Regions from separate parts of the Homo sapiens genome. Here region 2 is linked to region 1. A link is an interaction called in ENCODE POLR2A ChIA-PET data of the cell type or tissue named here. Cell type or tissue: PC-9. All regions are shown on one strand. Each heading gives the region's core, and the rest is flanking DNA. Links, peaks and the distances in the headings are about the cores only.

What was found. ChIA-PET counts read pairs that join two places held together with the same protein. Peaks named below come from ENCODE experiments on the same cell type or tissue, not always from the same donor. Only the 100,000 strongest peaks of a DNase experiment are listed, where the experiment ranks them.
Region 2: POLR2A ChIA-PET joins it to region 1 with 5 read pairs; 2 of 35 experiments call an interaction of 5 or more read pairs at or near these places.

The regions. Positions count from the first base shown.
Region 1 is chr9:122,020,693-122,026,072 of GRCh38, reverse strand. All of the region lies in intron 3 of TTLL11 (tubulin tyrosine ligase like 11), which reads left to right. Among named protein-coding and RNA genes, the nearest start is that of TTLL11, 70 kb to the left of the region's middle. In PC-9, for the core only: no CTCF peak of the experiment used is centred there; no DNase peak of the experiment used is centred there.
Region 2 is chr9:121,960,754-121,966,133 of GRCh38, reverse strand. All of the region lies in intron 6 of TTLL11 (tubulin tyrosine ligase like 11), which reads left to right. Among named protein-coding and RNA genes, the nearest start is that of TTLL11, 130 kb to the left of the region's middle. In PC-9, for the core only: no CTCF peak of the experiment used is centred there; a DNase peak (open chromatin) is centred at 2,253; H3K4me3 peaks cover 1,689 bases; H3K27ac peaks cover 2,454 bases.

The DNA of each region.
Region 1 (5,380 bases), core at 108-5,107:
TGTAGAATTTTATGTAAATGGCATTATATAACAGGCACTCCTTTTTCGGGGGAGGTCTGGCTTCTTTCAGTTATTTTGAGATTCATCCATATTTGTAGTATGTATCAATACTTCATTGCCAAGGAGTATTCTATTGAATGTTTATACCACAGTTTGCTTAGACCTTCACCTGCTGCAGGACATTTGGGTTGATTCCAGTTTTCTGGCTGTTACAAATACACCATGAACACCTGTGGTAAGTCTTTGCGTGGACATGTTTTCATTCTTCCTGGGTGAATGCTTAAAAATTGAATTGCTGGATCATATAGTAGGTGCATATTTAATTTTAAAGAAAGTATTGTCTTCCAAAGTAGTTGTGTCATTTTATCATCCCATCAACAATGTATGAACATTCCAATTCCTCCATATCTTTGCCAGAATTTGGTAATGGTCAGTCTATTTATTTATTTACTTAAGAGTGGGTCTTGCTCTGTCCCCCAGGATGGAGTGCAGTGGCCCGATCACAGCTCACTGCAGCCTCCATCTCCCAGGCTCAAGCGATCCTCCCAAGTAGCTGGAACTACAGGCACAGGCCACCACACCTGGCTAATTTTTGTATTTTTTGTAAAAACAGGGTTTCACCATGTTGCCCAGGCTGGTCTTGAACTCCTGAGCTCAAGCGATCCACCTGCCTCGGCCTCCAAAAGTGCTGGGATTACAGGCGTGAGCCACTGCTCCTGTCTGTCACCTTACAGGGCCAGTGGTCAGTCTTTTTAATTTTAGCCATTCTAATAGGTATGTAGTGACCTGTCATCAGTTGTATTTTGCACTTCCTAAAGACTAATGATGTGGAGCTTTCTTTTCATGTGCTTGTTTGCCATCCAGATATATTTTTTGATGAAATGTCTGTTCACATGTTTTGCCTATTTTTTTTTAATTGGGTTGTTTATTTTTATTATTGAGCTTTGAGAATTTTTATATATTTTGAATACAGGTGTTTATGAGATATACCAATTGTAAATATTTTCTTCCAGTCTGTGCCTTTTTTTATTTTTTAATTTTTAATATTTGTGTCTACATAGTAGGTACATATACTTATGGGGTATGTGAGATGTCTTCTCATTCTCTTATTATCCTTTGAAAAGCAAGTTTTTAATTTTGACAAAGTCCAATTTATCAATTTTTTAATAGATCATGCTTTTTGTGTCATATATAGGAATTTATATCTAACCCAAGCTCACAAAGATATTCTGCTATGTTTTTGTCTAAAAGTTCTATAGTTTTAGCTTTCGAATTTAGGTCTGTGATTCATTTTGAGTTAATTTTTGTATATGGTGTAAGGTATGGGTTGAAGTTCACTTTTTTGCATACGAATATCCAGTTGTTCCAGAAACATTTGATCAGAACACTAATCTTTCTCTTCCAAATTGCCTTTGCACCAGTGTCAAAAACAGTTATCCAAATATGTGTAGGTATATTTCTGAATTCTGTATTCTGTGTCTTTGATCTATTTGTCTCTCTTTCTGCCAAAACCTCACTGTTTTGATATAGCTTTATAAGCCTTGAAATCAGGTAGTGTAAGCTCTCCAACTTTGTTCATCTTTTTCAAAGTTGTTTTGGCTATTGTAGTCTTTGATCAGCCATATGAAATATAGAATCAGCTTGTCAATGTCTACAAAAAAGCCCACTGGGATTTTGAATGGAATTGTGCTGAATCTATATATCACTTTGAGTAGAATCAACATCTTAACAATGAGTCTTCTGACCCATTGACATGGTGTATCTTTCCTTTTATTTAGGTCTTTAATTTCTTTGAACAGTGTTTTTTAGTTTTTAGCGTACAAGTATTTCACATCTTTTGTCACAATTTTCCCTTATGATTTCCAATTTTTGATATATTGGCAGTGTTTTATTTTTAAACTTCCATTTCTAATTGTTCATTGTATGTAAAAATAAAATTGCTTTTTGTGTATTGATCTTGTATCCTGCAACCTTGTTAAACTTATTTAACAGTTCTAGTAGCTTATTTTGTACTTCCACTGGATTTTCTATATGGACTATTACATCCTCTGAGAATTGAATGGTTTTGTCTTACTTTGTAATTAGCCGTTTATTTCTTTTTCTTGCCTTATGGCACTGGCTAGAACCTCCAAATAATGTTAAGTAGAAGTGGTGTGAACAGATGTCCGGGACTTTTTCCTGATCTTAGGGGTTATGGATTTCGTCTTTCATCATTAAGTATTGTTGTTAGTTGTAGGTTTCTTGTAGATGTTCTTTATCAGATTGATGAAGTTTCCTTTTATTTCTTGTTTCCATGGATTTTGTTTGTTTTTAATTAGGAATGGATGTAGGATTTTGTCACTCTTTTTTTTTTCCCTGTGTCTACTGAGATGATCATATGGATCTTCTTTTTTAGCTTGTTAATGTGGTTGAGTTACATTGGTTGATTTTTAAATATTAAACAAACCCTGCATCCCTAAGACAAACTCCACTTAGTCATAACATATTATCCTTTTTATATATTGTGGAATTTTGATTTACTAAAATGTTCTTTATTTGCATCTATATTCATGAGGGATATTGGTTTGCATTTTTATTTTTATTTTTTTGTAATGTCTTTGGTTCGTTATCAGGATAATGCTGGCCACACAGAATGAATTATAAAATATTTTCTACTTTTAAATTTTCTAGAAGAGTTTTTTCAGAGTTGGTATTATTTCTTTAAATGTTTGGTAAAATTCACTAGGGAAATCATGTGAGCTTGGTATTTTCTTTGTGGGAAACTTTTAACTACAAATTCAATTTCTTTGATAGATATAGGCTGTTCATATTATCTATTTCTTCTTGAATGAGCTTTAATAGTTTGTTTTCAAGAAATTTGTCTACTTTTTCTAAGTTTTCACTTGTATTGGTGTAAAATGATTCATAATGTTACCTTTAGTAATCTGCCTTTACCTTTACTAATGATACCTCTTAGTCCTAACATTTGTAATCTGTGTTTTTTATTTTTCTTTTTTTCCCTCTGCTCAGTCTGTTTAGAAGTTTTCAGTTTTATTGATTTCCTTTGTTGGCATAATAGCTATAGTTGTTTTGTTTTTAGTGGTTCCTTTAAAATTTATGGTATACATTTTTGAGTTATCACAATCTACCTTTAAGTTATATAGTACTATTTTATTTATAGTATGAGAACCTTATAACACTCATAGTACTTCCATTTTCCCACACCTAGCTTTTATGCTGTTGTTTTTATACATTTTACTTTTATACTTATTATAAACTCCAGACTACATTGTTATCATTTTTGTTTTAACAATCAACTCTATTTTAAAGAGATTTAAATAACAAGATGAAATAATTTTAAATATTTACTCATATATTTACCATTTCCAGTGTTCTGTATTTTTTTGTGTAGATTCACATTTCTGTCAGGTATCATTTTTCTTTTGTGTAAATAACTTTCTGTAGCATTTCATGCAGTGAGGGTCTTTTGGTGATGAATTCTCTCAACTTTTATATTTCTTGAAATTTATTTTGCCTTTGGTTTTGGATGATATTTTCTCTAGGTGTAGAATTCTAGGTGGACATTTTGTTTTTCTTTCAGCACTTTTAATATATTGCTCTTCTGTCTTCTTGCTTATATTGTTTCTGAAAAGAAATCTGTTTTCTTCCTTATTTTTGATCTTCTTTATATAACATTCTTTTTCTCTTGCTGCTTTTAATATTTTTTCTTTATCATTGGTGTTGAACAATTTGATTATGATGTGTCTTGATGTAATTTTCTTTTATATTTCTCATGTTAAAGCTCATGTTTCTCATTGAGCTTTTGGACCTGTGGGTTTATAATTTTAATAAAATTTGGAAAATATTTGCCCATTATTTCTTCAGATTTTTTTTCTATGCCTCTTCACTTCTACTTCACTCTAATTACGTACATATTAGTACATCTGAAGTTGTCCCACAGTTCACTGATGTTCTGTTCATTTAAAAAAATCATTCTGTTTCATTTTGGAGAGTTTCTGTTGTTTTGTCTTCACATTCACTCATTTTTTTCATTCTTGTCGAATAATCCCATTCAATCTCTTATCTCACATATTGTAGTTTTTATTTCTAAACATGAGAGTTGAGTCTTTTTAACTATCTTCCATATTTCTACTTAACTTTTTGAACATATGGAATGCATTATAATCACTCTCATAATGTCACTGTCTCCTAATTCTAACTCTGTCCATTCTGAGTTGGTTTTGATTTTTCTCTTCATTGTGGCCCATATCACGATGTTTTTTTCATGTCTGGGAGTTTCTAGCTGGGTGACAGATATAGTGAATCTTACCTTATTTGGATGTTGGATATTTCCATATTCCTGCACATATTCTTGAACTTTGTTGTAAGATCCAGTTCAGTTACTTGGAAATAGATTTCAGGTCTATTTCAAGATTTTCAAGATTTGTTAAGCAGGACTGGAGTGGTACTCAGTCTAAGGCTTACTATTCCTCACTACTCAAGCAACAGTCTTATGTGTGCTCTACCCAGTGCTCCATGAATCATGTTTTCTAGTCTGGCTGGTGAGAAAGACACTACTCCTGGCTCTGTGTGAACACCAGGCACTGCTACCTCTGCTTTTTTGGGGGTGTTTTTCAGGTAGTTTGGCCTTGGGTAGTTTCCTCACGTGCATGCTGATCTGTACCTAGCAAAACATTTAAGGAAGACGCTCCAGAGTTCTCTGTACAAAAGTGTCCTTCCCAGTACTCTGTCCTGAGAACCCTGGCTATCTCAGTCTTCCCTGACTCACAGTTCCATTTTCTCAACTCAGGGCGTCCACTGGGCTTCACCAAGGTCCTACTGGGGCACTCTGCACTGCAGCCTGGAATCTTTCTCAAGGCAGTAATCTGAGGCAATCCTAGGGTTCACATCGTTCAATTCCTATCTCTCAGGAATCACTGTCCTTTGTTGCTTCATATCCAGGTCTTCAAAACTGTTAACATATTTTGTCTACTTTTTGGTTGCTCGAGCGATGCGGGGCAAGAGTCAATCTAGTTTCTGTTATTACACTTTGGCTGAAAGTGGAAGTTCTCTAAAAGAATGACTACATAACAATAACAATAGCAACATTTGCTGAGTGTTTTTATCTAGACTACTGTTTTAGGAAGTTTGGGCTGCTACAATTGAATATCATAAACTGGGTGACGAATAACAAACTTTTTTTTCTCACAGTTTCGAAGGCTGGAAATCCAAGATCAGCATGCCAGCATGGTTGGGTTCTGGTGAGGGCCCTCTTCCTGGTTTATAGCTGGTCACCTTCTCATTGTTTGCCTACCTGGTAGAGAGAAAGGACTAGCTGCCTTCCTCCTCTTATAAGGACACTAGTCCCATCGTGTGGGGTCCACCTCCATGCTCTAATTGC
Region 2 (5,380 bases), core at 145-5,144, 60 kb after region 1:
CAGCCTGCCAAGCAGCTGTGGTCCTAATTCGGAAGTGTTTGTCCACTAAAGGTTTTATTGGGCACTCAGGCTTTACTTCTTACCTTGTCTCCAAGCACATCTCTTGGGCCCTGTGCCATGTTTGGTGCCAATAGATGAATCCCCAAATCCGGTAGATTCTATGTAGAATCTAGAATAAAGTTGAAACATTCTCAGAGAACAGAAAACAAGGAATCTCCCAGTGGACTCTGTTTTGTGGCTGGGCCTTGTCGTACAACCAAGGAATGTAGCTTTGTCCAATCCTGGAGAAGATTAGAGAAATATTAATCAGAAATTCTCCAGACCCAGAACCCTGCCCCTTAAATTGGTGGCACCTCTTATTGAAGTCCCCTCAAAAATAACGAAGAGGAGTTCTTAACTATCTAAACTAAGCATGCTGTCGTAAGCACAGAACATGATCTTTCTGACTGGAGAATAGATTCTTCCTGAAGAATCATCCGCTATCCTGCTGAATGGCCCATTCATGTGTGCACTGCTGACCTCCAGTTGAAATTCTGGGCTCAATTGATTCCTGAGGTGATATGGTTTGGCTCTGTGTCCCTACCCAAATCTCATCTCGGATTGTAATCCCCACAAGACCTGGTGGGAGGGGATTGGATCATGGGGGCAGTTTCCCCCATGCTGTTCTCGTGATAACGAGTGAATTCTCATGAGATGTGATGGTTTAAAACTGTGTGGCAGCTCCCGCTTCTCTCTCTTTCCTGCCACCTTGTGAAGAAGGTCCTTGCTTCCCCTTTGCCTTCCGCCATGATTGTAAGTTTCCTGAGGCCTCCCAGTCATGCTTGCTGTTAAGCCTGCAGAACTCTAAGTCAGTTAAACCTCTTCATCATAAATTACCCAGTCTCAAGTAGTTCTTTATAGCAGTGTGAAAACAGACTAATACATGAGAGTTCAATCAGGAACCCTGACCCTGCAGACCAGCACACATTGACCCCAAGCACCTTTGAAGATTTTACATAAATAAAAAAGTCTGGGTCACAGAGAAATGAATATTTGCATACTTATTTGAATTTCATTTGTACCATGTGTGGATTAGAGAAACAGATATTTATTTATCTCGAGTGTTTATTGAGCACTTACTGTGTGTCAGGGGAAGACTGCAGAAGTGAATTAGATCGCCAGCCAGTAGGGGTGGCAAGACCCACGCATCAATATCTGTAAGGTGGAATGTGCTAAGTACTGCAAGCATAAAGACAAATTGCCAAGAGAGGCAGGTGTGGGGAGAGGTTATTTCCTGATGGGAAGAACTTTTAAAAACTGACAAGGAGGTGGCACTTGACCTGAGGTTTAAAGCGTGAGTAGGATTTGAAATATGAAAATGAGGGGAAGGAGGTCCCTAGTGAAGAAAACAAAGGCACAAGGCTCTGTTGGGGGAGCCTCGAGGAGTTCAGGTAGGCAGGAGGGATGGGTGCATGGAGTGTATTAGGAGAGAGGAAGGTGGGAGCTAGATGGAAACCCAAAGCCGGAGGTTTATGGCCTTGAATGTCAAGAAATTTGAGGCCAGGCACGGTGGCTCACACCTGTAATCCCAGCACTTTGGGATGCCTAGGCGGTGGATCACATGAAGTCAGAAGTTCAAGACCAGCCTGGCCAACTTGGTAAAACCCCATCTCTACTAAAAATATAAAAATTAGCCAGGCATGGTGGCACATCCCTGTAATCCCAGCTACTCAGGAGGCTAAGGCAGGAGAATCGCTTGAACCCAGGAGTCAGAGGTTGCAGTGAGCTGAGATCACACCATTGCTCTCCAGCCTAGGCAACAGAGGGAGACTCAGTCTCCAAAAAACAAAAAACAAAAAACAAAAAAAAGGAAAAGAAATTTGAGCTTGTTTTTGTGTGTGATTTTTTTTCCTCTCCTCTAATGAATGTGTCACAGTCTTTATTCTTAGTCCCTGGCACAGTATTCGAAACCTTTTTTTTTTTTCCAACTTTTATTTCAGGGTCGGGGGTCCATGAGCAGGTTTGTTATGGAGTTGTTTTTCTATCTGGAATGCATGAAGTCTTGAAAGGTATCTGTGATTTTGTGTATATGTGTATTTTTTTTCTGGAGCAAAAGCCAGAAATTTCATCATATTTTCAAAAAGTGAAGAACCGAACTGTCATCCTATTATCGTTGGAGGCTATAAAAAGCCACAACTTGTCTGAGGTTCCTGACTTCAAGATACATTGCGTTCCCCATACCTTGAAAGGTCTCAGGTTTCAGATGATAGCAAATGAGAAAAATGTGCATACATTTTCAAGTGTGAGCAGGAAGGAGATGACTAATGATAAGTGCATTATTTTATGTGCAAGAAGTAAAACCAGACAACTCTCTTCCGTTGAAAACGTTTAAGCATTAAGTCAGAAGTAATCAGCAAAAGCCTTATTTGTGGGAAGTCTGTTGAGAGGGAACCATTTCCAAGATGTATGGGGAAGAATTTCCTGAGCTGATGTGAGAGTGTCATTCCACAGGGCCATCAGACAGGAGCCGAGCCCCTCTGCCGGCAGGTAGGCATGCTCTCCCTCTTGCCGTGGGTGGAGTAGATGGGAAACTAGATGAGCATATGGCCAGTCAGTCACCATTACGGGGAAATGGCAGTGCTGAATTCTTTGTGGGCCCTTCCAAAGTTATTCCAGGTAGTGATGAGGTAGCAAATGTGTTTGGAAATTTCCTTAGGAGTTGCACCAGTGAACCTTAAATGTTCGTGTGCTTTTAGAATCAGCAGTTGTTAGCCCAGAACACAGCACATGCTGGGCTTAGGAGACCAAGGTTTTAGTATCAGCTCCACCTTGGTCTCAGAAAAGTCACTTAGACTTTCTGGAGTTCAGTTTCTTCATTAGAAAAAAAGGGGAATAATAGTTTCTGCTCTGCCTGGTTCACAGGGGAGTGTTTCTTGGGTGCTGACCGTGTATAGCATGGTAGTAAATGTTCACATATAGTCCCAGCTAGTCCTCACGTAGGATCTGCAGTAGGGGCTATGACTACCTCTATTTTATAGATGAGGACATCGAGGCTTGGAGAGGTTGAGTGGCATGGCCAAGTCCACCTGCTTATGAGAGACAGACTGAGATTTAAAGCCAGGTCTGTCTAGCTCTCGCCCTGCAAGAGAACAGACGTGCAGATATTTAGCACATGAAAGAGATGGGTGCCTGCAAGGCGTTAGCATTCCCTGGTTGGGTTCATGCCTATCCAAGGCCTGTTCTCTGTCTGTAAACTTTGGGGCAGGGTCTCATGTCTCTATCTCCAGGGCCAAGCGCAGAACCCAAGCAGGTGCTTATGGGTAAGGAAGGTCTATGGTCAGTGAGGCGGTGACTTTATTTTCAATAATGTTCACAACCAGAATGAATATAAAGTAAGCCAATGTACAAAGAAGAGTGACTTAAAGCAGGATCTCACATGAGACAAGAGAGAGTCCAAGACAGAAAATTCCCCATTTGCAGTTATGTGTTCCAGACTGGAGAACAGGCTGAAGTTTCATAAGAAGACCTGGTGAGCCAAGGACTAGATTGAGTCATATGAAATCACTGATAGTAGACAACTTCTGGAATACAAGAATGGCAATGTCATATGGTTTAACCTAATAGTTGGCTGGGAATGGTCAAGACAAGCTTCTTGAAGAACATAAAGAAGGTGGGGCTTGCACTAGCTTGGGCTTGGATAAGTAAGAATATATAAGTAGGCTTGGGAGAGGAAGTATGGAGGCAGGAAGCAGGTGACAGGGTTGGGTGGAGCTGGGGAGGCACAAGTGGTGGGTCAGGACCACCCATCATAGTTCCAAAGGGGCGTTTTGGGGTGGAGAAGACAGATGCTGCTTCCCTGCTGCCCATTTCGTATTAAAATGTTTTCCTCATTATGAAAGTAATGTGTGCTTATTGTGGAAAAATTGGGAAGTACTGAAAAGTGCATAGCATGACATCTCCCTCAAAGTCAGCCACCCAGAGCTAACCTGATTAACTTTTTACTTAATAAAAATAGTATAATCTTCTCCTGTCATTTATAGTTGAAGCCATACTGTCTGTGTAATTTTGGTATGCTGTTTTTATTTTTCTCCTTTTTTATGGGATGGAGTCTCACTCTGTTGCCCAAGCTGGAGTGCAGTGGCACGATCTCAGCTCACTGCAACCTCTGCCTCCCAGGTTCAAGTGGTTCTCCTGCCTCAGCCTCCCGAGTAGCTGGTATCACAGGCACCCACCACCACGCCTGGCTAATTTTTGTATTTTTAGTAGAGACGGGGTTTCACCATGTTGGCCAGGCTGGTCTTGAACTCCTGACCTCAGGCAATTCACCCGCCTCAGCCTCCCAAAGTGCTGGGATTACAGGTGTGAGCCATGGCACCTGGCCTATTTTTCTCCCTTTTATAAGGCAGTTATTGCCCCTTTCTCATTTATAACTCTTCTTGAACATCATTTTCATCAATGACTGGACCAGAGTTTACCTCCCTATTGGAGAATGTTCAGTTTATTTCTAGCATCTATGCTTAAAGCTCTGTGTGCAATGAGAATGGTGTCGTAGGGTAGAGAGAGTCCCTGGGGCAGCAGGAATAGAGATGTACTCTGGTTTTCAATGTAGAGTAGAAGAGTGGAGTGGGTGAGGGTTGGGACCCTGGAGCGAGACTCTTGGGGGTAAATTTGGCTCTGGCATTTATCACCATAAATAGGGCAGAGATTCCCACTCTCCGTACTTTTTTTTTTCATCCATAAAAGGGAGTTTTCAGTTGGATGTTTTTAAACCTACAAAGCAGTGAGAAGTTCTTAATTTGGAGAGAAGGAATATGTTGCTTATTCCTAAGAAAGTATTTGACATGGAAAATATCCAATCTGAATGTAGTTAAATAAACTGAACAATATGTGTAAGCTGAAAGGGTTTCTTTTTTTTTCTTGAGGAAAAAAGTGTGGAGGAAGAGGTGGTAAAGTGGGAAGAGTGCTACAGCAGTGCCAGGTTCATCTTCGACCGTGAGGATGGACTTGATTTTCTTCTAATGATCTGTTAGATTATCAGAAATGGAAGATCAAAATGAAAGCCAGTTTCAGTCATCATTTGAAAACCCTTGGTTATCACACCAAGTGTTTGGCAGTGTTCTCTAGCTGCTTTCCTTCCTTTTCTTTTGAAGCAATTTCCATTTCTTCCTTCACTTTAAGCAGCTGAAGAGCCCTTTGCAACCCTCATCACAGAGGCTAATGAGAGAGGTGGGAGAGGGAGGAATTTGAGCGGTTCAGAGCAGGAGGATCCACCCCCAGGCTCATCCTCTCTGGGCGTGCATCTCATCAGTGAGAGTCAGCAGCCTTCTGTGTCTAGCTGTGGGGCTGGCTTTCCTGGATGTGCAATTCCTGTCTTGGGGGATGCCTTTATTTACTTAGAGAG